Regions from separate parts of the Homo sapiens genome. Here all the other regions are linked to region 1. A link is a loop called in an ENCODE intact Hi-C map of the cell type or tissue named here. Cell type or tissue: heart left ventricle. All regions are shown on one strand. Links, peaks and the distances in the headings refer to the core of each region. The heading gives the core; the rest is flanking DNA. Region 1 overlaps CCDC13 (coiled-coil domain containing 13). Region 2 overlaps TRAK1 (trafficking kinesin protein 1). Region 3 overlaps ZBTB47 (zinc finger and BTB domain containing 47).

What was found. Hi-C counts contacts between places; a loop is a spot of excess contacts. Peaks named below come from ENCODE experiments on the same cell type or tissue, not always from the same donor. Only the 100,000 strongest peaks of a DNase experiment are listed, where the experiment ranks them.
Region 2: a loop joins it to region 1, with 4 times the contacts of the local background. A loop is called at or near these places in 4 of 110 quality-filtered maps.
Region 3: it touches region 1 in a loop (4-fold over the local background); 73 of 110 quality-filtered maps call a loop at or near these places.

Annotation. Positions count from the first base shown.
Region 1 is chr3:42,739,710-42,750,079 of GRCh38, reverse strand. CCDC13 (coiled-coil domain containing 13) reads left to right here. Exons shown (of 16, transcript NM_144719.4): 6 at 2,707-2,823; 7 at 4,053-4,157; 8 at 7,023-7,184; 9 at 10,270-10,370. It overlaps CCDC13-AS1 (CCDC13 antisense RNA 1), which reads right to left. Exons shown (of 4, transcript NR_046732.1): 2 at 8,993-9,105; 3 at 7,014-7,154; 4 at 4,922-5,137. Among named protein-coding and RNA genes, the nearest start is that of CCDC13-AS1, 12 kb to the right of the region's middle. RefSeq lists enhancers at 2,401-2,901, 2,902-3,402. In heart left ventricle, for the core only: a CTCF peak has its summit at 5,630 (motif pointing right); a DNase peak (open chromatin) is centred at 5,629; H3K27ac peaks cover 2,149 bases.
Region 2 is chr3:42,224,655-42,235,024 of GRCh38, reverse strand. It overlaps TRAK1 (trafficking kinesin protein 1), which reads right to left. Exons shown (of 16, transcript NM_001042646.3): 16 at 9,135-10,370. Among named protein-coding and RNA genes, the nearest start is that of CCK, 36 kb to the left of the region's middle. In heart left ventricle, for the core only: a CTCF peak has its summit at 4,988 (motif pointing left); no DNase peak of the experiment used is centred there.
Region 3 is chr3:42,656,597-42,666,966 of GRCh38, reverse strand. It overlaps ZBTB47 (zinc finger and BTB domain containing 47), which reads right to left. Exons shown (of 6, transcript NM_145166.4): 2 at 7,139-8,692; 3 at 5,335-5,482; 4 at 3,840-3,955; 5 at 3,026-3,170; 6 at 1-2,730. The coding sequence starts at 8,611. The coding sequence ends at 2,369. It overlaps LOC124906232 (a long non-coding RNA gene), which reads left to right. Exons shown (of 3, transcript XR_007095893.1): 3 at 1-850. Among named protein-coding and RNA genes, the nearest start is that of ZBTB47-AS1, 7.4 kb to the right of the region's middle. RefSeq lists enhancers at 1,457-1,957, 2,803-2,852, 5,814-6,723, 6,724-7,634, 10,296-10,370. In heart left ventricle, for the core only: a CTCF peak has its summit at 5,849 (motif pointing left); DNase peaks (open chromatin) are centred at 4,044, 6,420 and 8,301; H3K27ac peaks cover 2,791 bases.

The DNA.
Region 1 (10,370 bases), core at 2,663-7,662:
AGGTTCCAGGTTCTGAGAGAAGAGTGTGTGATGGGCCGCAGGTCTCAATTCATCAGCACCACGTGTTCTCCCTGGCATCTCCTGATCAGAGCGAGAGCAAAAGCAATGTTTCCCCTCATAGGCTGCTCAGGGCGGCCCAAGCCCGAGCCACACTCCAGAGGCCTGCAGGCTCAATCCACATTCCAACCCTAGGCCTCCAAAGCACATTCCAGAGTGGAGCTGAACACCCTTCCCTCTGCTTGGGGCTTCAGGAGGCCGTGATGTGAGTAGCGTTGGCATCATCTGCTCCCCATGTACTGCGCTTTAGTTATTTTCTCAAAGAAAACAGCCTCGGGTAGGGGAGGGAGCGTACCCATACCCAGGTCCCCCACAAAGCCTGTGGAATTTCACTCTGGGAAGAAAGAACTCTGAAATGGCTTAGAGGTAGGATTAGCTCAACTGCCTAAGCTAGGAGGACGGGGCCTGATCCAGCCCTCTCCAGAACACCATCTAGCCCTCAGCCCACTTGTCAGCTGCCCACTCAAGCCAGGCTAGGCCTGCCAGCATTGCCCTCCATCAGGACCTGCCCCAGACAGCACCCTTGACATGCGTTGTCCTAGCAACCCTCTCAGGTTCCCTGGAGATTGGCATTACATATCCCCATTTTACAGATGAGAAAATGAGGCTTGGACAGGGCATCACTGCCCAGGTTCTAGAGCCAGATCCAATCTGTATGCTTTTTCCATGCTCTGAGCAGATCAAAGAGATGCTGCAGGGTCACTGCAGCCATATGGAAGCACATGTACTCCCACAGCTCTCAGCACCCCCACTGTCAGGGCCACTGGGGCTCATGGCGCTAGAGATCTGACAGGCAGGGCGGGGCGTGGCAGGGGGTGGAGGGGTGTTGCTTCCCAACCCAGGGCAGATTCAAAGCCACACATTCAACAGGAGAAGAGGCAGGCACCCAACAGAGTATGCAGGGATGGCAGGCGGCCAGACAGGAGGAAGAACACAGAAGAAAATATACTTTAAAAAAAAGGATGGCCGGGCACGGTGGCTCACATCTGTAATCCCAGCACTTTGGGAGGCCAAGGCAGGTGGATCACCTGAGGTCTGGAGTTCAAGACCAGCCTGGCTAACATGGTGAAACCCCATCTCTACTAAAAAATATACAAAAATTAGCCAGGCATGGTGGTGGGCACCTGTAATCCCAGCTACTCGGGAGGCTGAGGCAGGAGAATCGCTTCAACCCGGGGGGGCGGAGGTTGCAGTGAGCTGAGATTATGTTTCATATAAGTTCCGAGTTGGCACATTCTGTTCACGTTGGCTGTTCTCTTTAGCCTGATGGTGGTGCTCTGAGGAAGCGGAGCAGGAAAGTATTTGTATACTCATTCCATAGATGAGGACACTGGATGAGGCCAGAGTTTCTGGACCAGGTGTTCATGTCTAGTTTCTTTGGCCAGTGGTTTTCAGCTGGGCTGCCCAGAGCCTCTGGGGTCCATGGAACTTCCCGGACCCAGTATACTTGGATCTGTCTTTCACACTAGCATTCAGAGGAGATTTTGTTTGTGCCTGCTAGAGAAAGGTCAGAAAGCCACTGTAGTACCAGCCCTGCTTCCTGAAGTTCAGCTGCTTTGCCCTGTTGGGGCAGCAGCAGAGGGCCTCAGCGTCATTGCCTGATGGGATGCTCAGCCTGACAACCAACGTTCCTGTGGCCACAATGCCCAGCATTAACAGCAGCTTAAATTGGAAGAGTCAGCCAGGGCAGGGGAAGGACAAGTATTCTTTCTCATCCCACCTGTGTCACCCCAACCAGCTGTATGCCTGAAGGCAAATTACCTCCCCTCTCTGGGCCTTATTTTCATCATTATGGAAGGGGTTTAAATGGGCTGACCTTGAAGGTCCCTTTGTCAAATATCTATGAGTCACAGGAGTGTCTATTGAAGACAGAGAAGTAGTCAGCCCATTTAAGAAAAATTTCCATCCAGATAGTTTAAATAAAACATTGGGTTAAAAAAAAAAAAGACATTGCTAAGAGTTTCAGCAGGCAGTTTTCATGGTTGCTGTAGTTCTTCAAGCCACAGAGATGAGCATTTGGAAATTAAAATGGGTCCTTATTTCTATTCAGTGGTCACTGCTAGGAAAGAGAGCCCAAGGCCCCTCAGCTGTCAAAAGACCAAGGCCCAAGCTGACGATTCTGGGAGAGGCAGATCCTGAATTAGGATGCCATGGCTCTCCTGCCACGCTGGGCTTGCCTTCGGGGAATAACGTGGTTTCCTCTTTATTCTGAGTGAAGATGGATTAGCTGTGATGCCAGTCTCTGAGCACAGCAGTGGGTCCACACCCAGGAAGTGTCTGGGAGGCGTGGAGCCTGCCGCTTCCTCCAGATGCTTCACCTCTAGGGTAAGGCATACACCCACATGTGTGTGTGCAACACTCTGCAAAAAGCTCAGTCCCAAAGTTAAGCTGCCAGGATTCAAATCCAGGTTCCACCTTTATTAACCAGGTAGCTCAAGTAGAGGACTTACCTTCCACCACCCTCCATTTTGCATCTATAAGGGGCTTACAAGAGAACCTACCTCACAGGGGTTTATGAGGATTAAATGAGTTCTTCCATGTCAAACACTTAGCACAGTGCCTGGCACAGACTTGGATAAATGGGGGCTATGATTACTATTCCCATGTAGGCAATAAATGACTACTTTCTCTCCTGTCCTTCCCAACCAGCTGGAGACCCCAGAGGTGAAGGCCCTGCAGGACAGGCTGGTGGCCACCAACTTGAAGATGAGTGACCTCCGAAACCAGATCCAGTCTGTGAAGCAGGAGCTGCGGATGGCACAGAAGGTCTTTCAGAGCCAGGGCTTGGGGCTTCTTGTGTGGCTGGGGCTGGACTTGGGAAGAGCACGGCTGGCACAGTGGATTCCTTTCTGGAGCCATGAGTGCTCAGTCCCTTGAGCACACTGCTTGCTCTGGGTCAGGCTCCAGTTCCAGTCCTTCCTCCCACCAGCCCTTGGTCCATAACCATTTGGTGGGCAGAGTCGCTGGCTACCTGAGCCTGCCACCCCCACCCCCGCAGCATACCTGCCCTTGTGGTGCCTGCCCAGCTCTAGACTGAGGAGGACAGCACTGTCCACCCAGGGAGAGTCCATTAAGCCTTCCCTGCACTACTTGTGCCCCAGTAGATCCTGGGTCTCCCCTTAATGTCACCCTTACTTAACTTGAAAGCCTGCCAACACCTGCCTTCTTCTCTGCTATCTGTAACAGAAAATGAATAGGTTACTTGTGTATTAAAGGACCCTTTCAAAGGAAAATGCTCAGACTTGGGACACAGGCCCAGCTGGTTCGTTATTTATTTTTATTTACATAGCGAATTCTCTGGCATTTGTCTTCCCTGCTGGAACCACTCAGACTGGCCAAGATTTCCAAAACAGTGTTCTATTGTGGAAACAAGTGCCAGAGACTTGGTACGCTGGATCGGGTTTCTGTGACAGGCTTCAGAGGGGCCCAGGTCACAAGCTGGAGCGTATTGTTTCTGCCTCAAAGCCTTGAGGTTGGGCCTGAGTGCTGCACTTCAACAACCGCAAAGCTGGGTCCTTCTTGGACCACAGCACCCCAACTGACATTCAGTAGCCCACCTTTTGCTGCACTCAGAGGTCCACTTGTCCGTGGGTTTTCACAAAGGCTAGGGTCCTGTGGTGATGTACTTCCTATAGCCAGAATTAGCTCAGCACTAGGTGACAGGTGAGTGGGTTAAGGAAGCAGGAGTTGGTCAGCTTTGTGGTTCAGTCATCCCAGAATATGTCAAGAGCAAGGGGCCCTATCTGGGCATTGCTGGCAGTTTCTTGGCTGCTCTAAGCATTGCCAAGAAATGCCAGGGATGATGGGTTTACTACTTTCCCAGGGAGAGCTGCCCTTGGGACATGGAAAACTGACCTTTGAGGGCTATGCTCTGAGATGGGAAGAAGATCGTGTAGGTGAAGACTGCTTCTGAATATGCTTCTAAATACGTAGCAGCATCAGGGTCTGGTGGAGCCCTCTCTTTTGGCCACATTGAAGGCCCTGCCTTATTTCAGGTTTTGGCCAGAGAGGTTGGGGAAGACATCAACGTTCAGCAGCTCCTATCTTCGCCAGGGACCTGGAGGGGTCGGGCTCAACAAATTCTTGTTTTGCAGAGCAAGGTGAGTGAGTCATCAGACTTCTCCTGGCCTGAACAAAGGATTTAAAACACCCCAGAAAGAGCTGCCCTGACCCCCTTAGAGACCTAAGCACACAGTACCCAAAAAAGGCCTTTAGGTCTCACAGTGCACTCGTGCGGGGTTGTTGTTTTACCTTCTCGCCAACCAGCCTGATTTTAATTTGTTATTTAATGAACAAGCTCTTATATAACACTTAGCACATGCCAGGCACTGGAGCTTAACAAATGCCAACGCCTTTGGTTTGATTTATTTTACTCCAGGCATCTTTTTTTTTTCTTAGTTTATGTAGATTTGCGTGACTGTTGTAATTGTAAGCTTTTTCCAGTTTTGTCCAGATGCTTGTAGTCTTTTGAAAGTTTAATTACCCAATAAAAATTTAGCCTTGTCTCCCTCTTTATTGTCTGAATATTTTGGAGCATACCAAAAGCAGCTAACAGCAGGGGCTCTGGAGCCACACTGCTCAGATTCAAATCCCAGCTCTCCACTCACCAGCTGTGTGACCTTAAGCAAGTTCCTTTAGCTCTGTGCCTCAGTTTCCTCATCTGTATAATGGGGATAATAACGATGCCTACCCCACAGGATTGTTGGGAGAATTGAGTCAATACTTGTAAAATGCTCAGCACAGGGCCTGGCATGGAGGAAGCACTGTATAAAAGTTAGGTGTGGTTCTTTTCCCTTTGTCCCTTCAAACTGAGAAACATGTGAGAAGGTGTATGACTTCCACCATTTGCCAAGCATATCACCCTTGTTCCCAGGGACTTCGAGGGTCACAGTGGCTTTTATCTTCAGTGTCTCCCATGGGATCCTTGAAGCCAATATAAAGGGGGAAAAACTCCAAGAAGCTAATAGATGATAGTGCATGGCCTTGGGGTTCAAGAGACCTGAGTTTACGTTTGGCCACCGGTCTGCCAACTCTGACCTTGGGCAAACCCCTTCATCTTCCTATGTCTTCATCTTCACACCTGTGAAATGGGGTAACATAAAATAACATTTGTAAAGCACCTAGGACAGTGCCTGACCATAATAAGCACAAAACAACTTACTTCTTATTGTCATTAAGTTACATGTCAAATTCTTTTTTTTTTTTTTTTTTTTTTTTTGAGACGGAGTCTCGCTCTATCACCCAGGCTGGAGTGCAGTGGTGCGATCTCGGCTCACTGCAAGCTCCGCCTCCCGGGTTCACGCCATTCTCCTGCCTCAGCCTCCTGAGTAGCTGAGACTACATTTGCCCGCCACCACGCCCGGCTAATTTTTTGTATTTTTAGTAGAGACGAGGTTTCACTGTGTTAGCCAGGATGGTCTCGATCTCCTGACCTCGTGATCCGCCCACCTCGGCTTGCCAAAGTGCTGGGATTACAGGCATGAGCCACCACGCCCGGCCCTGTATGTCAAATTCTTAAAGGTAACAGTATTCTTTAATGATTAAATGGAATTGCCTCACAGCGCCACACGAGGGCACTGGTGGGTGCCTTCAAAGCTGTGCTCCTGCCCTTTGCCAGGGAGCCTAGCGAATTGTGCTTCCTTTCCTGGCTCAAGTTTACCAACATTGTTTTGTCATTTGGTTGTGTTGATAGGGAAACCAGGGTCAGAAGGACCCTAGGAGTTGTCTGCTTCTACCCTAGCGTTATAAGGGTGATAAGGGCATTGTTCTGTGGGATGACATCTACCTGCCACTTGCTGAAGGCCCACATGTGCCAGGCTGTGTTGACAGCTTCACCTAGACCATCTTGGGATTTTGCAAAGTTACCTAATCCTAAAAATAACCTGTAGCATTTAAAATGCAGATTCCATGTCCCTTCCGCTAGAACTGTAGTTTGTTGATCTGGAGTAAGCACCAAGATTTCAGTCCAAGAAGAACCTCAGAGGATTCCCAGGCTCAGACAACTTCACAATACTGAATCCTCATAACAGTGTTACGCAGGGCAGTGTTACTCTTAGGCCCATCTTACAGATGAGGGAACTGAGATTCAGAGAGTTACCTGTGCGCAGTCACACAATCTGTGAGGCTTTGAGGCAGTCTGTTTCCAAACCCTGCCTTCCCCTCTTCAGTATCTCCTGTAAGTGACTGCCATCTTCCGAGAAGCCCACCCAGTCTTAGGTGGTCTGTCTGTTAGAAAGTTCCTCCTTGCCCAGCACTTTGGGAGGCTGAGGTGGGCAGATCTCTCGAGCCCAGGAGTTCAAGTTCAAGACCAGCCTGGGCAACATGGTGAAACCCCGTCTCTACCAAATTTTATATATATATATATTTATATTTATATATTTATGTGTGTGTGTGTATATGTGTATATATATATGTGTGTGTGTATATATATATATAAAATTATCCAGGCACAGTTGCCTGTGCCTGTGGTCCCAGCTGCTTAGGAGGCTGAGCTGGGAGGATTGCTTGAGCCCGGGAGGCAGAGGTTACAGTGAGCCATGATTGCACCACTGCACTCCAGTCGGGGCAACAGAGCAAGACCCTGTCTCTAAAATAAATAAATAAATAAATAAATAAATAAATAAATAAATAAATAAATATTCTTTCTTGAACTGAGACCTGCCATCCTATCCATCCCTGGTTCCTGGGGCCATAGGTCTGCTTTCCAGCCTCAAACAGCCCCTCAGAGATAGGGTGATTTTTCTCATTCACCATTTTTCTAAGCTGAACTTTCCTGGTGTCTTCCAATGTGTTGCTCAAGATGCCAGCTCAGATTGTCCCCCACCCCTAGTCCTCCTCAGATGGGGCTACCACAGCCATCTAGAGAGGTGGTTCCATCTTCAGTCTGTGGGGTCTCCTATCACACTTCTGAGTAGAAGAGGCTGGCAGAAGACCCATTGTGGAACGACGAGTTTTACCATCCTCAGGTTCAAGAGCTTGAGAAGCAATTGGGCCAGGCCCGGAGCCAGTCTGCGGGAACAGCCAGTGATGAGTTGTCTGTCTATCCAGACCCAAGGAAGCTGTCGGCACAGGAGAAAAACCTGCTGAGGATCCGCAGCCTGGAAAGGGAAAAACAGGAAGGCTTGGAGGTAACGCGTGCCTGAGGAGGTCAGCTGGGCATGTGGGAACGAGAGATCATGATGGTGCCTGCAAGGGCTCTGAGGCACATGTGGTCAGAAGTCTGAGCCACCCCTTCTAGGCAGGAGACACCTGGGGACCTGGGTCACCTCTGCATGTTCCTCATGTCCTGTCAAACCAACTTGAGCTGCCTGACTGGGACCTCACTGTGAGCCCATTTAATGAACTTTTCGTGGCCCCATCCTGGCTGTTTTGGAGGTGCTATACCTGAAATTCTCATTGTAAAAGGGAGAGGGGGAGGGTCATGGCCCCAGAAGTATGATAGGGTTAGATGGGGCTTAAAGGGGGAAAGTTCCAGGCTGATGAAAGAGGTAGGCAGGCTGGACTCAACACCAGGGGCCGCATCTCACTGGCTGCGTTGGGAGTGTCAGAACTCTAACTCTACCAGGTTTAAGCAACAAAGGGAAGTCATTGGCCCATGTAAACGAACAATCCAGAGGTGGCCTAGCTTCAGGTGCAGATCGGGGCCTTGCTCTCAGCACCTTCTCCTGGGTTGGCTTCACTCTCTTCCACAAGGACCCTGGGTAGTCCCAGCTTCTCTCCTCCAATGCAGCCTCTACAGACAAAGGGTTTCTCTTTCCCAATAGTTCCAACAAAGTCCCAGAATTGAGTGTCTTTGGTCTAGCCTGGGTTATGTGACCATCCTTGAGCCCATCACTGTAGCCAAGAGTACAGGGTGTTTTGATTGGTCAAGCTTCAGACACCTGCCCCAAGGTTTGAGGGGATGAGTTAGCCTCCCCAAACTTGCAATGAGAGTAGGGAGTAGGGGCCACTTTAAAGAAGGTAACAGAAGCAGCATGAAGAGGTGCAGGCAGGCCATACAACAGGCCCACGTAGTGGCCCTGGCAGTGAGCTACCTAACAGTGAGGACTTGCCTTTTCATCTGGAGACTTTTGCCTGTGAGCACCAACGCTGGGTTAGGCCCTGTGTTAGGAATGCTGTAACCATGACCACATTGCACCTCCCAGCGCTGTAGACCATCAGCTGTGAGGAGGGAAACAGTGAGACCACAGAAGTGGACAGGGCCTGCTGGGCTTTGTATGCCAGCCAGGACTTTTGGCCTGTATCTTGAAGGCTGTGGAGAACCACCAAACGGTTTTTGTTTTTTTTTAGATAGAGTCTCGCTCTGTTGCCCAGGCTGGAGTGCAATGGTGTGATCTTGGCTTACTGCAACCTCCGCCTCCGGGGTTCAAGTGATTCTCCTGCCTCAGCCTCCCAAGTAGCTGGGATTACAGGCACCTGCCACCATGCCCGGCTAATTTTTATATATTTAGTAGAGACAGGGTTTCACTGTGTTGGTCAGGCTGGTCTCAAATTCCTAACGTCAGGTGATCCACCTGCCTCGGCCTCACAAAGTGCTGGGATTACAGGTGTGAGCCATTCGCCGAGCCCACGACAGGGTTTTAATTTGTGGAGGGAGGTGGTCAGCTGTGCATTTTGGAAAGGTCACATGGTTGGAGCAAGAGGAGGAATGGGTTGGAAGAGGAATGGAAGGCAGAATAGTAATCCTGGAGACATGACCAAAGATCTTTGCCAAGATAGTGGACTGTCATGGAAGGGCCAGACACCTGGGACAGTGAGGACAGACTTTCTAGGGCTCAAGGACTGATTGGACTTGGAAGAGAGATGAGGAGGAAGAGTTATAAAGGACTTCTAGGGAGTATAGTGGGTGGGTAAGGGAGACAGGGTGGGTTCAAGAAGAGAAAGGGAGTTGAGATTTGGAAATGCTGGGTTTGAAATGCACCTAGCTTGAACTTACATGTTAGTGCAGAACAGATTATGTTGAACAGTTGGGCTGACCATAAGCTGCAATAGCGGGTGGAAGGAAACAGCTTCCTGCATGCATTCCCTCTGGCAGGCACCCATAAGAGCCTGGAGTGTGTAGGCAGGAGAGCAACAGGTGAGTAATGGCTGCCTCCCTGCAAAGGGCTTGTGTCCTATAGATTCATGTTTTACTTGTTTTGCATTTCTATAATTCACTTCATCAAGGATATGAAAATACTTTTCCAGCAACAATTCACCCTCAGGATCAAGCAGGTGATGTCACCCACTGCCCAAGCTCCTCCCCAATGTCTCCATCTTGTCTTTATGGGTTTGCCTAATCTAACCTCTGCCCCTTCACTCACTGTGCTCCAGCCACACACCTTCTACCCCAGGGCCTTTGCTCTTCCCTTCATCTCCTTCAGTCTCTGCTCAGATGCCACCTTTTCAGAAAGGCCTTACCTGACCATATCCTTCTCGCTATTCCTGTTTCCTACTTTCAAATTAGCATTTGTCACTATTTGACATTATCTGTCTCCTCCATTAGGATTATCAGCTCCTTGAGGACAAGGACTGTTTTGCTTTTTGCTGTCCCCCAGCATCTATAACAATACTAAGCCCATAGTAGGCCCTCAGGAAACCATAGTAGGAAACCTCAGGAAACCCATAGTAGGCCCTCAGGAAACCCTCGAGAATGAAGGGATGATTGAATGAGAGACTCCGAAGATGTGTGCTGCATGTGAGTTTCCAGTTGGTAGCTGACAAAGCAAGGTGCTGTCAGGGGTTGTGCCAAATAATCATGGAGGAAGTGGGAGAAAAGACCCTCCTTTCTCATTCTAGCTCCTGGTGGTGCAAGGTGCTGCAGTTGGAACCTAGCCCAGCACTCTTTTTCTAAAGTATGGCTTTTCTCTTTTCCCCTGCTTGGGGAGGGGCTTAGGGGTAGGACTGGCTGTGCTCTCTGGAGGACACACGCAGTTGGCTGGCGGCTTTCCTCTCATGTGCTAGGAAGTCTGTGTCTCAGGCTGAGGTTAGGAGTGCTGTCATGGGTTAGTGCTGTCATGTGCTAGGGGAAGGGTGGGAGGCTGCTGGCCACCTGATATCCCTGAGAGGCCTGGGCTGGGAGTCAGGGCCCTGGCTCTAGTGACTTGCTCTGTGGCATTCAACAAGCACCCCCACCCCCAGCCCCGGGCCTTGCCATTGAGTAGGAGCCAGGGAGCAGATGTGGCCAAGGTCCCACACAGCCCTGCTGCCCATGCCCTCACTTTCTAATTACAGAAACTTGCCAGTGAACGGGATGTCCTCCAGAGAGAGCTTGAAGAGCTAAAAAAGAAGTTCGAGGGCATGAGGTCTCGGAACAAGCTGCTGTCAAGTGAGAT
Region 2 (10,370 bases), core at 2,076-7,075, 510 kb after region 1:
GAGAGAGAGCTGACTGGAGAAACATAGGATCACCTGGCTTCATTGAAGGCCTGGCTGAGGTGGGAAACTATAAATTTGGCACTCATGGTTGTGGCAGTCACACTTACTGTTTTCACTGGAAGCCAGCAGTCCTGGTTTGGTCTGGAAAAAAGAAGGTGAACAGTTGAATGATCCAGAATTGAGTGCAACAGTGGACCATAAAACTTAGGAACTAAAGTATTGAAATTATAGGGCACAGTCTAGGCTGGATAGAAGAAAAAGTAAGAAGATTGTGGGGATGGGGGGGCACAGTTGATGGCAAATTAGAAAAGCAGAGGAGGCAGGGGACTAGATGTTTCTGTGAGGTCTAAGAACACAGGGGGAATGCTCTGACTGAGAGAGCCAGGTGCCAAGAGGTTGTGGTGAAAGAGTGGGGTAACTGATTTTTAAATTTCAGAAGTTGAGTGATTTCAGGTGGTAAGTTCAAGGATATGGCTTTGGGAGAGCTCATCAGAAATGGAAGGGTGATGAAGGCCAAAAGAGATGAGGAAGTAGAGGAACTGGGAGCCCAGAGCCAAATGGGTCATCCTTCATGGGTGGCTGAAGTTGTCCAGGTGACAGAAAGACTTAAGATGGTGAAAAGGACAAAGAGTTCAGAGTTGACATAGCAAAGAATTAAGGGAACCTCCAAGAAGCTGAGGGAGGGAGGTTGAGGGTAGCAGTTGGGAAACGTGAACTTCAACAGGGCAGGGGTTTTGAAAGAGGATAACGGAAGAGGAGCACGCCAAAGGCTGCAATAGCAAAAAGGACCAGAGCCCTCAGGAACATGTGGAGGAAGAATCTGTCCCACAGCAGGGTTCTTAGGGACCAGCCAGGTTTGGTCAGATGTGAGGTAGAGGATTCTTGTTGGTGGAGGTCACAGATGTGAAGGAGTCTGTTTACCTGGAACCGGGTACCAGGTAACAGGAAACAGCTGAGACGGCATGGTTCTGAGGAAGACAGGAGCCGAAGGGGCCCATTCCAAGGCATCACCTTCTTCCCACTCCTCTGCGCCGTGAGGGTGATTTGCTAAAAGCAAAAATGACAAATTATTTTTTAAAAGTTTCCTCATTGGGCTGGGCACAGTGGTTCATGCCTGTAATCCCAGCACTTTGGGAGGCCAAGGTGGGCAGATCATTTGAGGTCAGGAGTTCAAGACTAGCATGGCCAACATGGTGAAACCCATCTCTACTAAAAATAATACAAAAATTAGGCAGGTGTGGTGGCATGCACCTGTAGTCCCAGCTACTCAGGAGGCTGAGGCAGGAGAATCACTTGAACCCAGGAGGCGGAGGTTGCAGTGAGCTGAGATCTCGCCACTGCACTCCAGCCTGGGCAACAAAGCAAGACTCTGTCAAAAAAAAAAAAAAAAACTTCCTCATTTAGCAACTGGAAGTTTATTAGGTCTAGTGAAAAGTGCCTTTTACCATAGACATCCTCCTTAAAGGGTGGCCTATGGCTCATGCCAGTCCACAAACTGTCCCTGATGAAATAAGAACAGAAACTGAGAGTAAATGGTTACTTTTCAAGCAATTTGCATTGCCACGTTGTCCAAGTACATGCCAATGGTGTGGACCATTCAAGTGTCATTGCACTCTAATGGTGAGTTTTGGGTGGACAGGCAGCAAACTGACCACAGGCAGGAGGACCACATTACAACCCATGAGATTTTAAGGTTAGTTTGTCAACCGTAAGTCAAAAGCATATAAAAATCTGAGCAAATGTAAGCATTTCTTTTTTTTCTTTTTTTTTTTTTTTTGAGACTGAGTCTCGCCCTGTTTCCCAGGCTGGAGTACAGTGGCGCGATCTCTGCTCACTGCAACCTCCACCTCCAGGGTTCAAGCGATTCTCCTGCCTCAGCCTCCTGAGTAGCTAGGATTACAGGCGCCCACCATCAGACCCGGCTAATTTTTGTATTTTTAGTAGAGACGGGGTTTTGCCATTTTGGCCAGGCTGGTCTCGAACTCCTGACCTCAGGTGATCCGCCCGTCTTGGCCTCCCAAAGTGCTGGGATTACAGGCGTGAGCTACTGCGCCTGCCCAAGCATTTCTTTATTTTTCTAACTTGTTACTTTTACCATCAAGTTAATTCTAATCAAGTTTTTAAAAATTTATAGTTTAATATTATTATCTAAGTTGGAGATATAAAATTTGTATTGTTCATTTGTTAGCCAGACTTTACAGATTGTAAAACAAAGCCTCATAGAAAAATTTTGGCCAAAAAATTACTTTAAATGTCTTATCTTCCTTTCCAACCAACATCTCTCTCTGAGGCTGGTTTCTCTATTGTGAGTGTTATTAAAAGAAAACACAAGCTTATATGTTATCCCCTGCAAATAACACTATTGTTAATCTGAACTAGCTGAGATAAATTAAAAGAATCCAATCCTCATTTATCACATTAAAAACTTGAATATTGTATCAGGCAATATTTGCTATAATTAAAAAAGAAAATAAAAGAAAAAATAAAACTTCAATATTGATATATATTCAAAGTGAGAGTATGTATGTAATATAAAAAATCACGGCTTCACTTGTAACTTTTTGTTTAGTTATAACTGCAGAATGACAGGAGTATAATAGTGAATCTGTATTAAATGCTCTAGGTACACTTTCAATGAATAATACGTACTAACCTCATAATTCTTTTATATTTCCCTGTTTGTTCTCATATTTTTAAAAGGTAATTTTTTTTTTTTTTTGAGACGGAGTTTCACTCTTATTGCCCAGACTGGAGCACAATGGCACAATCTCACTCACTGCAACCTCTGCCTCCCAGGTTCAAGCGATTCTCCTGCCTCAGCCTCCCAAGTAGCTGAGATTACAGGCATACGCTACCAGGCCCGGCTAATTTTGTATTTTTAGTAGAGACAAGGTTTCACAATGTTGGTCAGGCTGGTCTCAAATTCCCTGACCTTAGGTGATCCACCAGCCTTGGCCTCCCAAAAGTGCTGGGATTACAGGTGTGAGCCACTGTGCCTGGCTTTGAAAGGTAATTTAATGTCTGTTGAAACTAATATTTTAAAATTTTGGCTTGTATTTTATACTTCTTTGGATGTATTTTATTTTTCCTGAAATTCTTTATTATTGTATTTTATAAAAATATTGGCCCATGATGGACAGATGATACAAATTTTAAAAAACAACACACCAGTCTTTCACCACTAAGATTTGAGAAGTATGGTTCTATGCATCCGTAAAGTCCCAGAGATGTGGCTGGCTATTTACACCAGATTAACTGCCCTTCACCCCTGTGAACAGTCACTCTGGGTCAGGACTCGAGCCTTGAGAGGGCAGCAGCAGAGGGGGACCAGAGCCAGGACTACAACTGGTGGGGTTGGGGGTGCTTACATACTGGGTTCCTGAGCCAGGCAACTCCACTTTCTTTGGTGGGTCACTTCCACAGTTTCTGCAGAACTCTGGAACAGCTAAACACACAGTACAATTTCTTCTCCAGTCATAGGCTAGTGGCCCAAGGGTGGCAAAGGCCACCATTGGCTGGAAATCATGCAAACAGGAGAGTCGGGGTCCAAGGCTACTGCTGCTACTCTGGTCCTTAGTGTCACAGGTGACTTAATAGAGGCCCCAGGGAGGACTATGAGTTTATGCAATTGAGGTGTGGGAGAACAATACATCACTGTTCTTTCTTTTTTGAAAAGAAGTACTTAAGCCTTTGCCTGTCACTTGAGAATCTCCTCTATCAATGGTCCCCACTGCTACCAGCTGCCTGGCCCTTGGAAACCCTGCTGGATTCTGCCCTTCCCTGCTCTTGGGGGGCCCTAGGTTCCCTCTCTTACTTTTTTCCCCTGAATCTTGTCACATCGATGTACAGGCATTGCTGAGCCTCAGCGCTGCTGGTCCTGGAGGCTGCTGGTCTAAGCTAAAGGCCTGGATTTCTCTCACTGGTTTTCAATTCTTTGGGACTTCAGAGCAGGATCAGCCTGAACTTTGGGCATTTGGCATGGTGAATGCCCAAGTACTGCCAAGCAAACATTTCCTTTAACCCTGGATTCAGTCATCGTGCTGTGGCTTTATAGAACTTAGGAACTACAGGCTAAAGTAGTACGGAGGAAAGGCTCTTACTTTCGGATGTTTTCAGAAAAAAAAAGCAAAGAAAACATTTTCTAAAAAGAAGATGCATTAGAAAGGAGCGGGTTGATTTCATAAGGTGGGAAGCACTCTAATACAGAATACGTTTTGTAAACTTTTTAAAAATGTCTTTCTACTTCCTGGTGCAGCAGGATGATAGGCAAGGTGGCCTCCTCCTCATTCTATGATTAATTTCTTCACTTGCACCCCAAGCCTGTGCACACGCTGTCCTCTTGTTCTGGAATGCCTCCCTCCAGTTCCCCTGGAGAACTGAGACCATGCTCATGCCTTCTTCAAGTGGCTTCTGAGACCCCAAGCAGAGGGACTCCCTCCACTGTCATCATGACCACTTCTGCTGCCTGCGCAGACGGAGCCCCTTTCAAGGGCTGGGACTGTGTCGGTTCCTCTCTGGATTCCCAGAGCAGCATGGAACTGAGTCACACTGAGGGAGGACTCAGGACATCTTGAGACGAAGAGTGGGACGGAGGAACCCAGGCTCAGGAGGGAAGACTCCTCCACCTAAGGAGTCCTTGGGGATCTGGCATGGCACCCCTACCCACCCGCCTTTCCCCCCTCCACCACCCCCCCGCCCTCCGCCAACCACAGCAGCCCCGAGAATCCACTGAAGCTCCAGAAGGGACGTCAGACTCCTGGTCCCAAGGAGGGGCTCTGGAATGTGAGGGGCCAGGCCTTCTTCCTGGCCATTTCCTCTCAACTTGCACCCCAGAAACAAGCACTCTGTTTACAGTGAGGATGTTGGGGGTTCCAGGAGGCAGAGTTGCCCGCCCTGAACTACTTTCCAGGGAAAAGCAAACCCATCTGATCTTGTGATTGGATTAGGGCGGTTTCTTCAGGTCTTTTGCTGTCTCCAAGTGCCCTCTGCTGGCTACAGAAAAAGAATTCCTTTTAGGATATGATGTTTTTGAGCCGTGAGCTCAGATGCACAAAAAATTTCATTTTTTTCTAAATCTCGACTTAATCCCTATTATAAGCTCTCAATTGACTCAGGTAATTCAGCATGACTTTCTTCCTCCACCAACTTCTCCCCAGGTGGCATCTAGGTTCTGGGTGCTGGCACTGGCCAGAGCTGCGGGGGAGGCTGGTGTCCACTTCCTTTGTCCTGTTGGCAAGGCTCTTCAGGACATACCTGCCTCTCTGCTCCCAGGCAGTGTGTGGAATGATTCCCACATCTGTCTGGGGCCAGGTACTTCAGGATCTCCTGGGACTTCTCCACTGAGACGTATCTGCTGGCACTTCTACTTCCTCACTGCCCCATGTGGTCCCTGCCCTGTGATGGGGTGAGTTGCTGGGGAGGGGCTCTGGAACATCCTTACTTCCCCAGGACCCCTGCCAAATGAGCTCATCTGTCCTTGGAGCCCCAAACTCATCAGGGGCTTCTCCTATAACCTTGGATGTGGCCCACAGATGGGGAAAGGACAAAGGCTCCCACACCGGTTGAACGCTGGCATCCCTTCCAACTCCCACGGCCTGGAGAATCTGCATGAAGTCCTTGTCCTTTGTGTTTGGCAAGCAGGAGTAGCACAGGAGGAGTAAGCAGTAAAAAGAGAAACTGTTTCACCAACTTGATGATTTAAAAATTTTTAAATATATATATATATATATATTTTTTTAAAGAGAGAGAGAGAAAAACTGGCTCCACAAGTTTCCTTCTAAATCTTTTGGTCTCACACCAAAACATGTACTCAGCTTTGTCCTTCCTTCCTTTCATGTTTGAAAACCAGGAATTTTATTATCTTTGTTTTCTGGTCTCACCAAATGCCTCTTTGACAACTTCTCCCTTAGGCCATGACGTCCTCTTTTGAACTTCCTGGGCTGGGAGAAGGGCTTGGGATACACATGAAGAAATTCGGCATAGAACAGGGACGATGCACCAAACCACCTTGAACATCCTCCCGTCACACATGAGACAGAAGAATGCCTTCTAGGGTTTACAAAACATCTATCAGTAGAGGGCATTAGAGGGCTTCCCATCTTTTGAGATGAACTCTTTTTGCTCCCACACCTTTTTATTATTTAAGTTTATTCTTTACTTTTTCCGAAAACACTTCAAAGTGACTTGCAGACACCAAGCCCCTTTATCTTAATCCTTTAGCTCCTAGGAAATAGGACATGCCCTTACATATACACAGTGCAATTATCAATCTCAGTAAATTTTATATTGATACAATTTTAAAAATACATGCTATATATTCAAATTTCTGGTTGTCCCAACACTGTCTTTTATAGCATTTTTTCCCACTCCAGTATCCCATTCAGATCATGAACTGCATTCGTTGCCTTGTCTCTTTATTCTCCTTTAATCTGGAACAGTTCCTTAGTCTTTGTCATGAAACTGACAATTTTTAAAGGGATAGGTACATTGTTTTACAAAATAATAAATGTCCCTCAAAATGTCAACCACATGGTTCAGGTTTTGCATTTGTGGCAGGAACAGCACAGCATGATGTGTGTCTCTCCCAGTACATCTCATAACAGGTGATGTCTTATAGCAGTTTGTCCCATTTTGGGTAATGTTAAATTTTACGACTTGTTTAAAGTGGCGTACCACAGAGTTATCCACTGCAAAGATATTGTCCCCCCTTTGTAAGTAATAAGCATTCTGTGGGAAGATACAATGGGTGTAAATATTCTGCTGCCTAACGAATTTTTACCCAATGGTTTCAATATCCATTGTTGTCTGAATTAGTTAGTATTATGGTTTCAAAACGGTGGTTGTTCTTTTTTTTTGAAACGGAGTTTCGCTCTTGTTCTGGAGTGCAATGGCACGATCTCGGCCCACCGCAACCTCGGCCTCCCGGGTTCAAGCGATTCTCCTGCCTTAGCTTCCCGTGTAGCTGGGATTACAGGCATGCGCCACCGTGCCCGGCTAATTTTGTATTTTTAGTAGAGACGGGGTTTCTCCATGTTGGTCAGGCTGGTCTTGAACTCCCAACCTCAGGTGATCCGCCCGTCTCGGCCTCCCAAAGTGCTGGGATTACTGGCATGAGCCACTACACCCAGTGAAATGGTAGTTTTTCTAATTCTATTGTCCCTTCTGTATTTGTCATTCACCTTCCTTCTACTGTAAGGAAGGGCATAGAGGAATGCATTCTAGGATCCCCTTTCCATCCTTCCTCTGCTTGGAATGCCTTCCCCACTTGGCAAATCCTGGAAACCCAGATACAGGGTCACCTTACCTCAAAGCTTTCCCTGCCCACCCACTCTCTCTCTCTTCCTTTCAATTAAGATGGGCTGCGGCTATCTGACCTTCTTAGAGCCCCTGAGACAAGGAGAGACTGGAAAGGGGAATTTGCGTCCCACAGCAGAACTCCCACCCAAACTCCACCTGGTCTAGTGCAGTGGGTCTCAAACTATGGTGCACACCAGAATCACCTTGAGGGCTTGTTAAAACACAGATACCTGGGCCCTATACCTGGGATTCTAAGGCACTATCAAAAAATCTTACTGGCTTAACAACAAAGTTTATTTCTCCATCAGGTTACATGTCAAATAGGTTGGCAGGAAGCTCTGGTCCACATACTTGGAGACTCAGGATGGTGGAGACTCCAGCACTTCAATACGTGACCTGAGGGTTTAACACACAGGAAGAGAGGAGCACAGAGTCATGCACGGGTTTTTCTCTGCTTATTGCCCATTGGCCAGCCACTAATCATGTGACCTGCTCGACTGCAATGGCTGGGAAATGGGGATCTGATGAATCATTTGGTGAGCACCATAATTTCTGCTACCACCACGCTCCCTCGATCCTACCAGCCCACTACCACACAGGCCTTCTCTTAGTTCTTCGAACGCACCAAAGTGCTTTTCTGCCTCCGGGCCTTTACACCAGCTGCTCTCTCTGCGGAAATGCTCTTGTGCCAGATCTCACATGCTTCACTCAAGTACCCCTCCCTGGAGTGGCTTTCTCTTACTGTCCAATCCAAAGCAGCCACCCACTCCTTCACACCACCCTGTTTTAATTCTCTGCACAGCCCTTGTTATTCTACACTTGGTGTTGTTCTCTCTAGATTGTACACTCCGTGACAGCAGAAACTGGCTCACTTATTCGTCCCCAGTACTTAAATGCCTGGCACATGGTAGGTGCTCAAAATACATTGACTCAACTAATTAACTCTAAGGTGCATTACTGTTTTCATGTCACAGGTTTAAAAAAAAAAAAAATGGAGGACCTAAAGAGGGTAAGTGGCTTGCCCAAGGTCACACCACTGCCAAATGGTTAGCACCTGACTTAAAATCCATGATGCCACATCCTACCACAGTGTTTATTTGCATAATCTCACTGCTTTCAAATATTGAGGTGGCAGAATATTTATTTTTTTCTTTTGTTCTTCTCACAATTCTCCATCTGGTGGACCTCCACTGTCCTTGGTTGTCTCTTAACTCTATGGAAGGCAATTTGGCAATAACCATCCAGGAATTTATTTCACAGATGTACTCACATATGTGGACAATTGCATATATGTAAGGTTTTTTCATTACAGTACCGTGATAGCAAAAGATTAGAATTAACCCAGTGACACCAGGCACAGTGGCTCACACCTGTAATCTCGGTGCTTTGGGAGGCTGAGGCAGGAGGATTGCTTGAGCCCAGGACTTCAAGAAGAGCATGAGCAACACGGTGAGACCCCCACCTCTACAAAGAATACAAAATAAAAATTAGCTGTGCATGGTGGCACACACCTGTGATCCCAGCTACTTGGGAGGCTGAGGCAGGAGGATTACTTGAGCCCAGGAGGTCAAGGCTGCAGTAAGCCATGTTCGTGCCACTGTACTGCAGCCTGGGCAATGGAGTGAGATCCTGTCTCCACAAAAAAAAAAAAAAAAAGAATTATCCCAGTGACCATCTGTAAGGGATGGTTCATAAAGGTATGTATAATTCACAGCAGGTGTATGCACACAGTGGAATAGTACACAGCCCTGAAAAGTGAGGGACATCTTCAGAGTCTGACTGGAAAGTTGTCTAAGGTATGATATCATGTTGAAAGAAAGAAGGCATGTAACAGTATGTGAAGTATATGCCTTTCATTTAATTTTGCAAAGAGCTAAACACTTTCAAGTCTTACATAAAGAGATCGTCTCCTTGATGAAAAGATAAAAACAAAATACAAATCAGAATACCAGTGTGGTTTCCATCATTTGAACTTATTTTATTGATACTCATTAGTGAATAAAATTGTGTTGATTTTTGATGCATTACAACACACTTTTTGGTAGTGGTTGCACAATGTTGACCGTTTATTTATTTACTATACTAAGTATTGCAACCTCTGAACTGCCAATTTTTACATGGTATTTCTGGCAATGATGAGTGGCTTCTCTCTCTGAATACATAAAATGGTCCATTCAGTCCATGGTTTTCATATTCCTTTGTTATTCTATCTACTGCTTTAAAATACATTCAAATAAAAAGATATAAGTTACTTGCAGTGAATGCACACATACAACAGCAGGGAGAGCTGAGAACATAATTAACCAATACTCTTGTGTTCAGAGAATAAATAGTCTGAAACCGTGGGACTGAGGCTTGTTCCTTAGGGGCTTTCTCAAAGTATCCTTGGTGGACATAAGGTTACCCTCACTCAATGGAAGGACACATCTTCTGCTGCCGGGGAGGACACAGCATGACAGTTTCATTTATATGGGATGTTTTCCTTCCATAAATGTCTGGAACACGGTGTCACAGGACACCATGGTGTACAGTGCAGCCCTCAAATTAGAATAAATAAGTCACATGGTTGGACTGGAATGCCACAGACACACTATGACTGAAACTGGAAGGAACGAGAATGTTTATTTAAAATACGGCAGACATAAATAATAAATAAAAGTTTAAAACTTAATCGGCGACAGCAACAGGACCAGCCTCCCTTGTTGCATTCATGATTCTTTTCACAAGCACCTGGATCTTTTCCTAAGGATAAAAAGAGGCACAAGGAGACAAAAGGCTTTGGAGGGAAAGAAAATATCTTGTTGTGACCATGTGCTGTTCTGAAACAAGAAGGAAAAGCATGTGGGCATTGAATGGCTGCAATCAAAGACCGCATGGTGACAGCACCCTGGCCAGCCTCGGGTTTCAGAAAAAGCGCTGGAGCCAGCGGAATACCAAAGCCTTGTTTCCCCCTGGAACCGGTTTGGTATTATGCCTGGTTGTGGTTCTTCCCCTCTACATTTGGTGTTGACACATTTCTTTAATAAGCTTTTTCCCTATCCTTTTTCCTTTCAGTCCTATTGTTAAAGGTGTCT
Region 3 (10,370 bases), core at 3,520-8,519, 84 kb after region 1:
AAGTGAAGAGAGTGCTTAGCACCAGGGACACAGGCTCCTATCCCCAGTGGGGCAGGGGCCTCCCAGGAGAGGGGTTGGTTGTGCCCACCTAGAGCTCCCGTGACCGTCTTGACCAGCTGTCAAGCTGTCTGGTCAGCTGTCTGGACCCCTCACCTGATCCCAGAGGGGAAGTGTACAAGAACATGAAACCCATGTCCCAGGACAGGGTTTCATTGCCAGCTCCCCACCAGTGTCTCTGACCTCTGCTTGTCAGTATGGCCTGACAGGTCTCAGCCTGGCCACGGCCACTCAGGCCTACTCAGGCTGTAGTGGGGCCAGCAGGTGATGACACCACCAGTGCCTGTGGGAGATCCTGGTGCCAGTGATGGGGGTTGGAAACCCATGGAGGACCCTGCCTACAGCCCACTGGGAGAGATCAACTTTTTTTGGGAAAATGTGAGCCAGCTCCAAAGAGCTGCCAGGCACTGGGACTAGAGATTAAAAATAGCAACAGGGAGGGGGGGACCCTGAGGACATCACGGAAGCCCAAAGATCAAGGAGTGCAAGGAAGAAAAAGAGCTACAGTAAAGCAGGAGCCTGGAGTCCCCAGCCTTGGGGTGGGGGTCCTGACCAGAAGCCTTCTTCCTCGGGGAGGGGCGAACCTTCTCTCCCCCAGGACAGCAGGAGCGCCTGAGCGTACGTCTACAGCTCCAACATCAATTGGGCAAGGAAGCTGCTGGCACTGTACCCTCCAAGCCCAGAGAACAACCAGGGTGGTGTGGCTTGGATTATAAATCCTCAGATCACTCGGGCACCTTGGGCCTGCCCAAATCTGTACAGAATAAAGTGCTTCGTTTATTGATGATTAAAATGTCCCCAGCTCCCTGCCCCAGTGCCATGGGCCTCATAAGGTCAGAGGGGTTCAGTCCCCCTAACCATTCCCCCGGGGCCCAAGCCTCTTCCCACTCCAGCCATGCTGGGAAGGCAATAGTGTCGGGGAGTGGTGGGGGTTTAAGGTGCAAAGAGTATAACAAACAAAACTGTATAAACACAATAGGAAAGAGCTTAACTAGGAAACATGTAGCTTATGGAACCTTCCTCCCCATATTAAAGGCAGGAATAAAGACATTAAATGACAACAAAAAAGGGTTTCCTATTAGTGCTAGCCTCATGGGGGCAAGCAATTGGGTCTAGGCTGCGCCTCCCCAGTCCCCCCAATCCCCCGAGGGGCCTGAACATGCAGGCTCCTTTACCGGCAGTGCTATGGGCGCCCCACCCACCGGTGCACAGGCCCAGGAGGGACGAGGACGCTGGAGCCAGCCAGGGACAGGTTGTGGCAGGACCTAGAGGGAGGATAAGGCCTAGAGCGGGCCTTTGGGGGAGCAGAGATGGACACAGCCACACTTGTTCCTTCTGGTGTGGGATATATGGCCAGAGTAGCTGGTGAGGAACTGGGGTGCTCTGTGAGCAGCCGCCCTGCCCCTGCCCCACTAATAGCACCTTGAAACCCTACCAGCACTGCCCAAGCCTCATCCTAGGACTCTGCCCCCAAAGCTGGTGCTGCCAGTCAGCCTGTCTGCCCAAGGAGGGTCTGGCTCACAGCGCTGTGAGGCACAGCAGCTTCTGGGGACATCTCCAGGACTCAGGACCCTTGGTGCCACCTGGTGCAGGTCAGGGATCCCTGGGCCTGCTGGCAGCAGAGTGGGTGGGGAAGGCAAGTCCCTGGGGTCCAGCCCCTGCCTGCCCCACTCCACACAGTGAAGCACTGGTCTGCAGTCTCCGCACCTCGCCACCCTCCACCCCCCACGCTCACCCAGGTCCAGTCTCAGGCCCTGCCTCAGTGCTTGCGGCTCTCAGACTGGGTCTACACCTCCTCAGGGGTTGTGGGGGTGGCACGCCAACTTCTCCCCAAACCCTCCAAGATGAGGAAGCAAATTAGGGGCATAGAGGACATGGGGATAGGCTGCTGAGGCTGACCCAGGCTCCAACTGGCCAACCCCTCTGGCACAGGCCTTGGCAGAGGGACTGGCCACACCTGCTGCCCAGGCCCCTTTCTTTCTGCTGCAGACCCCCAGCACCCCCCTCACCTGGAGGGGAGTGCTGTAAATAGTTTCTTTTTCCTTCACTTCCAAAAAAAAAAAAAAGTAAAGGCTTCAAGGAGTCACAGAAAGGGGGGGCACTTGGGAGTGAGATGCCCTCCACCAGCTCTGGGGCCTGCCAGCCTGCATACCCCTCCTCGTCGGGGCCTCAGGCAGGGTACATCCAGCCACTTCTGGAGGTGGAGCAGGGCCCAGGCCCGCACTACTGTGCTCCCCGGGAAGGCAGTGGGTCCCTCCTGGAGTGGGCCCTGACTCCAGGCCCCAGCGGGTGCACGGGTGCAGCTCGGCAGCTAGTTGTTGGCGTTCATCCTCCCGCCGGGGCTGGCAGTGGTGGGGAAGAGCGGAGGCGGGGGCGGCAGGTGGGGCGGGGGCGGCAGGGTCTGGGGCAGCCCCGGGAGCAGGGGCAGTGCGTGCGCCTGGGGCTGGGTTGGGGGCAGGCCTGGGGCAGCGGGGACGCCGTCGCCGGCCAGGGTGTGGCTGACGCGGAAGCACTTCTCCTTGTGGGCCTTGAGCATGTTGGAGAAGCGGAAGCGCTGGCCACACACGTCGCACGGGTACGGCTTCTCGCCCGTGTGCGTGCGCCGGTGCCGCTTCATGTTGGGCCGGCTGGTGAAGCTCTTGCCACAGATCTCGCAGATGTACGGCTTCTCTCCTGGGGGTTGGGGGTGGGCAGCAGGGCGTCAGTGAGGGGTCGCCACACCCCAGTCTGGGGCCAGCCTCCGTCTCCCATGGAGCCATAGTGGGGCCCAGCCCCGGCGCTCTCAGATCCTCCCCGACCCTGGGGCATTTTGTGCCAGCCTCACCCAACCCTGGGAGGCAGGAAGCATGGGTAAACGGAGGCCCAGACTTGAGAAGGGGTGTGGCCAAGATTATTCCAGGTGTCCTGAGCGGGGCTGAGAAGGGGTCCCAGGCCCGGCACCGAGCTCCGTCCCCAGGGGCAGCCGCACCTGTGTGGGTCTTCATGTGCTCATCGAAGTACTGCTTCATGTTGAAGTCCTTGCCGCACCATTGGCACATGAACTGCTTGTGGCCAATGTGGATGCTCATGTGTGACCGCAGCTGGTACTTGTACTGGAAGCGCTCATTGCAGTTCTGGGGGTGGGGTTTGGGGGTGAGGCCCAGGCACAGAGCAGAAGAGCAGCCTTTGTGGAGGGAACAGCTCCCCTGTGGCCACAGGGCCAAGGAGGGACACACTCAGGGGCTCCTGGGCAAGGAGATGGGGACATGAGGGCAAGCCGAGGTGCATCTGGGTGGGCAGTACATGGGCACAAGAGGAGAGGCCACAAGCACCCAAGGCTTAGGTGGGGAATGGGGGTCGGAAGTGGGAAAAAGCCAGAGAGTAGAGGGAGCCCCATGCTTAAGGCACGAGGTCCCTCATCCTTCCTCCTGATCAGACGCCCAGCCCCTGCCCCCACCTCCCCACCTGCAGCTCTGTTGTCTCATCTGAGCTCCAGGCCTGGGATGCTCCTGAATCTGCCTCCCCAGAAAGCCTGCTCCTAGGGCTGTAGCCCACACACACTTCCCACCCTGAGTGTGTGGGGCTGGGTTGGGGAAGGAAGGGCAGGATGGGAGTGGGCCAGAGAAGAGTAGGGGCTGGGTGGGAGTGGGAGGCAGGGGCTGCAGACCTCAGAGGGCAGGGCTCTCTCTTTCTGGACACTACATTCCACCCCCTAGCCCTTTGTTTTTCAGCAGCTGCGCTCCCTGATTCCTGCCCCTCCCAGGTGACCCCTCGGGCAGGCCAGGCAGGAGATGGAAGCTCACCTCACATCTGAACGGCTTCTCCCCTGAGTGCTGCAGTGAGTGCACCTTGAGGGACATGCTGCGCTTGAAGGACTTTCCGCAGGTCTCGCAGGTGAAGGGCATGTCCTTGGTGTGGGCTACGAGGTGGGCACCAGGGCCATCATGTTTTACGGGCCTGCCCAAGCACCCCGACGTTGGGCCCAGACCCTGCCTCCTGGGGCAGCCCTGTGCCACCACCCTTCTCTGGGGCTGGCCTTATACTCTGTCCCAGGACCTGTGCTGATTCCCAGGAGAGGCCCCCTGCCTCCATGGCTGGGTCTCCTATCTGCTCTGAAGGTCTGCCTCAGACATGCTGGGGCTCTGTGGTTCTTTAGCCTCTGGTCAAGGGAAGTGGCCAAGGCTGCCTTGCCCCCAAAGCTTCAGGGAAGGATGGAAGGACCCTGGGTGGACCTGGCTTCAGCTCAAATCCCGGCCCGACCACTGGCTTCCCACTCAGTCTCTCTGGACCTCCGCTTCCTCTCCTATAAAAAGGGACTCATAGTGGTCCTGAGCTTCAGGGGTGGTGGGCTTTAGAGGGGACATATGCAGAAAGGCCCTGGTCTCAGGCCCTAGCCAGCAGTCTGGAGGAAGTTAGCTGCACTCCTCCCAGCACCCACGGATGGGTGAGGACTAACAAACTCTTCAAGGATCTGGTAGGTGGCCACTGGAGACAGAAGGCTCACCTTCAAGCTCACAGACACCAGTCCTGGTTTACCCAGCATGCTCCTGGCTGAGACCTAGGCCGCAGGGTCCCAGCTTCCAGTCAGTTCATGCTGGAGGGCCCCCAGCACTGTCTCATGGAGAAAGGGATTAGGACCTGGCCAGGGGCTCACTGTCTGCCTTGGCTACCCCTCCCCCTCAAGGCCCAGACTTGGAGCGGGCAAGGAAGGCAGGGCTGTAGGGACATGAGGCTCTGCCAGGCCCACATACAGCAGGTGGGCAGCCTTGCCTGGGGCAGTGGCGTGGCCAAAACACACAATTGGGGGACCTCCTTACTGTGTCCAGGCATGAACCCTGAGGGGAGGCTGCATTCAGAGAGGCCTGAAGCCCTATGAGGACCAGAAGGTAAGAAAGAATCAGAGGCACAGCTGTCATCAAACTGACACAGGGCCTGTACCAGCCCATACAGCACTTTGTATAATTAGGAAAAGGTATTCTTTTCCCTGGGTGGACACGAGCCCGTGCCAGGATGCACAGCCTGGTTAGCAGTGTGCCAGCTTGATTCCGGTTCCCACCTGCCATCTTGTCCAGGCACCCTTGTGCAATGTGCAGCCTGCCCAACTGTACATGCCAGCCCTGGCCCCAGAGCCTGTCCAGGCTACACCTGCCACTGGAACCAACCTCCCCAGGCCTCCTAGCTGAGAGGGGCCTCCTCACCCCTTCACATTGCCCTTGGATGTGAAGTCTTTCCCATCCACCAGCCAGAAGCTGGTCCATCTCTATCCTCTGGCTCCATCCCCCAGTGGCCCAGACTTACCAACCATGTGCTTACGCACGTGGGCCATGGTGTAGAACTTCTTCTCACAGATCTCGCATGAGAACTTCTTCTCTGCGTAGCCGTGCACAATCTTGTTATGCTCATGGAGGGACCAAAGCTTCTTGAAAGCTTTGCCACATGTCACACACTGCAGAATAAGAGGACTTGAGGCCCTGGGTCCTGAGTCCCCAGGGTCTTGGACTTGGGCAAGCTACTGCCCCCGTCTGGCCTCAGTTTTCCCACTTGAAATATGCTGGAGAGCCCTTGATGCCAACAGCCAGCCAGCTCTGATGTTTCTAAGGTTGGGGATGAAAACTCCTTAAACACCCCCAAACACACAGCCTGGTGTCCTCCTTCATCCTTGAGTTAACTAGGGTCAGGGGTCACCTCTTCCAGGAAATTCCCCACTCTGGGCTCATTTCAACAAGGGCTTCCAAAGGCATCACCCTTTGTCTGTCTATAGAGGTAAGGCAGACAACTAGCTGAAGGGCGCCCTCTGGTATGGAGGCTACACGCAGAGATAACAGGTCCCACAGAGTGAGCCATTATCACTGCTGCCTCCTCCTGCTGGGACCTGTGCCATGACACCATGAATATCGCCAAGAGGATGAGTCCCAGAGGCGTTGGCTGAGGAGGACAGCAGGAGGCTCAAGGTCCCATCAGGCACAGAGAGTGGTGGGGGATCTTGGGGACCATATCCCCCCATTTGTTCTCCTGGACCCTTGTCCTGCCCATCTATGCAGGACACCCCACAGGGATGGAGGCTAGGCCAAGGCTTGGGCAGAAATTGGTCAGGGTACTCAGGTTGGATGGGGCAGAAGCTTCTTTTTCCTTCAGGAGGGAGACTCAGGTGCGCAGCAGTTAGAGCATCAAAGGGCAGCCCAGCAGGCGGGCAAGTGGGCACAGGTACACAAGGGTGGGGCAGGATAGCAGGTGACCCCCGGGTAACACTTTCTCCACAGGGCACTGCAATTAGCAATTAGCGCAGGCAATTAGCACCCACCTACCTGCTACCTTTCCCCCTTCTCCTGGGCCAGAAGAGGTGAAAACCACCCGTGGGAGCCTGGCTGGCCCTGTGCCACCCCACCCTGAGAAGTGAGGCTGGCACAAACAGACTCAGGCTGGCTCAAGGCCCAGCAGCCAGCTCAGCTCCCCTGCTTACCCCAGCAGCCTCTGCTCTTCCCAAATTTCTCACCCAATCCCTTTTTCCCAGGCCCATGGGAGCTGGCATCCCCAAAGAGCTGAAAGTGGGGGCTGCCTCCTGCTGGGCTGCCCCCTCCTCCATACAGCACTTTTGTGGGAAGTGGAGGATGGCATCCCTCTGGGCAAACCCCTCCTCCCATCGTGTGCTCACTTGCTGCAGTGCACAACCTGTGAAACTATACACAGTGGCCCTGCTGGCCTTCCTACAGCCCCCGTGTTTGTTAAAACCCCGTCTGACTCATCCCACCCAGAGTGGCCTGTCTTCTGGCCTTGTCTGCTCAGACAACTCTCCACTCTCATCCTCCCAAGTCCATGTGTCCCCTTTGTCCCTCTGGCCAAGGGTACTGTTTGTTCCAATCCTCTGCACATCTCTTCATGCGCCCAACTCTATCCACCTCTCCCAGGAAGCTCGGCTTGATGTTACCCCTGAGCTCTAACCACCCTGAGAACTGGGCCTGGGCCAGCCTGTCTGGGGGCTAAGTCTGGTCTCCGCAGACCACCTAGGTAATGCAGTCAGCAAGACACTAGGTGCCCAGAGCCCAGTTATGGCCTAGCCCCACCTGGACAGCCTCTGCCCTGCCCCCAGCCACGTGAGGCCCACCTGGATGTTGCGCTCGCAGTCTGTCTGCCTGTGCAGCAGCAGCTCGCTCTCCAGCAGGAAGCGCTTGCCGCACTGGTCGCAGATCTGCATGCGGCTGTGGGTCACATTCATGTGTTTCTCCAGGTACCAGCGGTTGTTGAAAACTCGTGGGCACTTCTGGCATGGATGGTGCTGCTTCTCCTCCAGCTTCACCTTGGCCCCCAGCCCATCAGTGGCTGGCGGCCCTCGGGCCGATGCAGAGGCCACTCCAGGGGGTGGCTTTGGCCTCTTCCCACCCCGCCGCCCAGCTTCTTCAGGTTCAGGGGTACCCCGGCGCCGGGCGTTCTCCCGGGACCGTGTGGCCATGTGACTGTGGGGAGGGGGGTCTGCCCGGCTGCTTCGGCTTCCCCGTGGCCCCTGCTTGCCCCCAGCCTCCCCCTCCTCCCCCTCCTCCTCCTCAGAGCTCTCTTGATCCTGCTCACTAGGCCCTTCCTCCTCTTCCTCCTCCTCTTCCTCTTCCTGCTCACTGTGCCCGTCCTCCTCCTCTTCTTCCTCTTCTCCCTGACTGCCACCCTCTTCCTCCTCCTCCTCCTCCCGTCCACTGCCACCACCTTCCTCTTCCTCTTCTTCCTCCTCCTCCTCCTCGTCGTCCTCCTCCTCCTCGTCCGAGTGTCTCTGCAGCCCGTCCTCCCGGCCCAGAACCACGGTGGCTGGGCTTGGCCCGGCACCTGGCTTCCCCTCTGGCCCCGTGGACACGTGCAGTGTCTGGTTGTTGAGGTTCACCTCCACGATGATCTGGGATTGCTCCCTGCGGCTGTAGGTGCCAGAACCCCCAAGCTCTTCCTCCAACTCTTCTCCACCCTCCAGCTTGCACAAGCTGGCTGGGGGCCCACCGGCCTCCTCGACACCACCCTCCTTCTCCTCCTTAAAGAAGGGCTGGGCTGGCCCAATGGTGGCAGGCACTGTGCCACCAGCAGTCCCTGCCCCGTCCTCAACACGCACCGAGTAAGGGTCAGGGCCCTCGCGGGCATAGATCTTGGGCAGGCCTGGGGTGTCGGCCTCCTGCTTGATGTCACAGTAGTAGGGCGGCGCAGCTGGAGTGCAGCTGGCAGCCGGCTGGGCCAGGGCCACAGTGCCCGGACCTGGTGGGCCTAGAGAGCGGGCGTCCAGCAGCTCTTGGCAGGACGCAGCGATGTCAGCCATCTGCAGCAATGAGGCGGCGCTGAGCACCTCGTGGACGTTGGCCGCGTTGACCAGCAGCTTGGACGTATAGATGAAGTTGAGGATCTGCTGCAGGCCACCAGGTGCCAGTGCCTCCAGGGACAGCTCCACACGCTGCAGCTGCTTGTTCTGGGTGAAGAGTGAGTGGAAGAACTGGCTGTAGGCGGCTAGCACACCCTTGTGTGCCGGAAAGACGCTGCGCTGGGGCACCAGCACCAAGTCCACGTCGCAGAGGTCAGGCTGGAAGAGGCGCTGCTCGTTCAGGCGGCCCATCAAGCAGGCAAAGTGCAGCGCCACGTCCTCCACCAGCGAGAACTCAGCCGCCGGGGAGTCAGTTGTCTTCTCAACCAGCAACTGCGGGGACAGAGGGCACAGGAGTGGGTCAAGGCCAGTGGGCCCCTGCCCGCCCTTCCCCCAGCACCACTCCCAGCATTGCCAGCCATCCAGGAGGCAGCCCATCACTCGTGGCTCCACTTTACAGCAACAGAGCCGAAACTAGCAAGGAAGGGATTCAAGCCTGAGTGAGCTGCCTCAGAGCTCAGGCTCCACTCGTGACCCTCTGAGGCTGAAGATCAGGTCCTGTCACTTTCTGGGCCTCTGGGTCATCTCCTGGGAAATGGGAAAAGTCATCCCAGGAAGGGAAAGGGAAGGAAAGGGGATGAAAGAGAGACCACAGTGACCAACCATCCAGGTTTGCCAGGGACCTGGGCATTTTCTGGGGTGCAGGGCTTTCAGTGCTAGAACCAGGACCATCGCAGGCACACCGGGACCAGGTGGTCACCCCAGGAGGGCCACAGGCATTCCTTCAGCATTTCCTCAGCCCCGTGGATTCTCTCCACATATTCACTCACACATACCAATAAAAGCAAGCTTGCCCAGCCCCAAACACCTCAAGAACAGAAGCCGGGCTCACTGCTCACTGCCCAGTCTCTGGCTACAGAATCCAAGGGGTAGCACCTGAGGGAACCCCTCATCGCAACAGCCATGTGGCTGCTGCAGAAGTTGAAACCTGTGAAGAAATCCAGGCTCAGGGCCTATACCTTCTCCCCACTCTGGTCCTGCTGCACTGCCTGGTGAGGTCTCCTCATCACAGCCAGGGCTTGGGCCAGGCTGCCCCCAACCCCTGCCTGCAGCCTCAGGCCTAGCCCCCAGCAGCTCTCTCTCACTCAGGGGCTCTGCAGGGGTGGAAGGACACAGCTGTGGAACCTGCCTACCATGCTTGCAGGCAGGAGGCCCCCAAGGCCTGCCCCAGATCCTTTTCCCGGTAGACCCCCAGACCCCAGGTCAGGTACGGTCCATGTCCACAGGCTCTGGGAAAGCCCTGCCTTAGAGGCCACACCATCTGGGGCTTCCAGAGCCCTAGCGGAGGCCCTCAATGTCTGATGGGTCAGACTATCAGGCCTGTGGGCCACATCCAGCACCTGTGAATTGCCTGGAATAGAAGCCAACTCAGTCACCCCGGCTCTACCACAGCAGCCTCCCCAAAAGGTGGGCAGCACAGACAGGCAGCCTGCCCAGTCCCTGCACGAGAACCATCACACAGTGATGTGCAGATGTTGTTAATATCCACCAACCACCAGCCCAGCTGGACCAGCACCACTGGTTCCAAGTTCTGGCTCTCCTCAGGGCCTGCCCAACCAGGTCTGAGCCTCCTGCATTCGGGAGGTACCTTGCCACAATATTTTGATGGCCACAAAACCATCAGCTCCATAGCTGTCAGTGCCTCCCTGGGGACCCTGGGATGAATCCTGGCCCCATCCATCCACAGCCTACCGCCCCCCTTCCCCATGCCAGGCCTTCCATCGCCAGGAGAGCAGTGGGTAGGCTGGGATTGGGCAGGGGTGGTGGTGGTTGAGCTCCACTTCTCAGTCACCTGAATGAGAAACCTACCGTGGGCCTCAGCAGGAGCCTCCCTGAGCCACCAGGGGCCACCTGTCTCCAGGCCTGCCCTGGACCCTGCCCCCTACACCCAGCAGCCAGGGCAGCAGCCATCCTGTGTTCCCTCACATCCCAGTCTGGCCAGGCCCCTGGC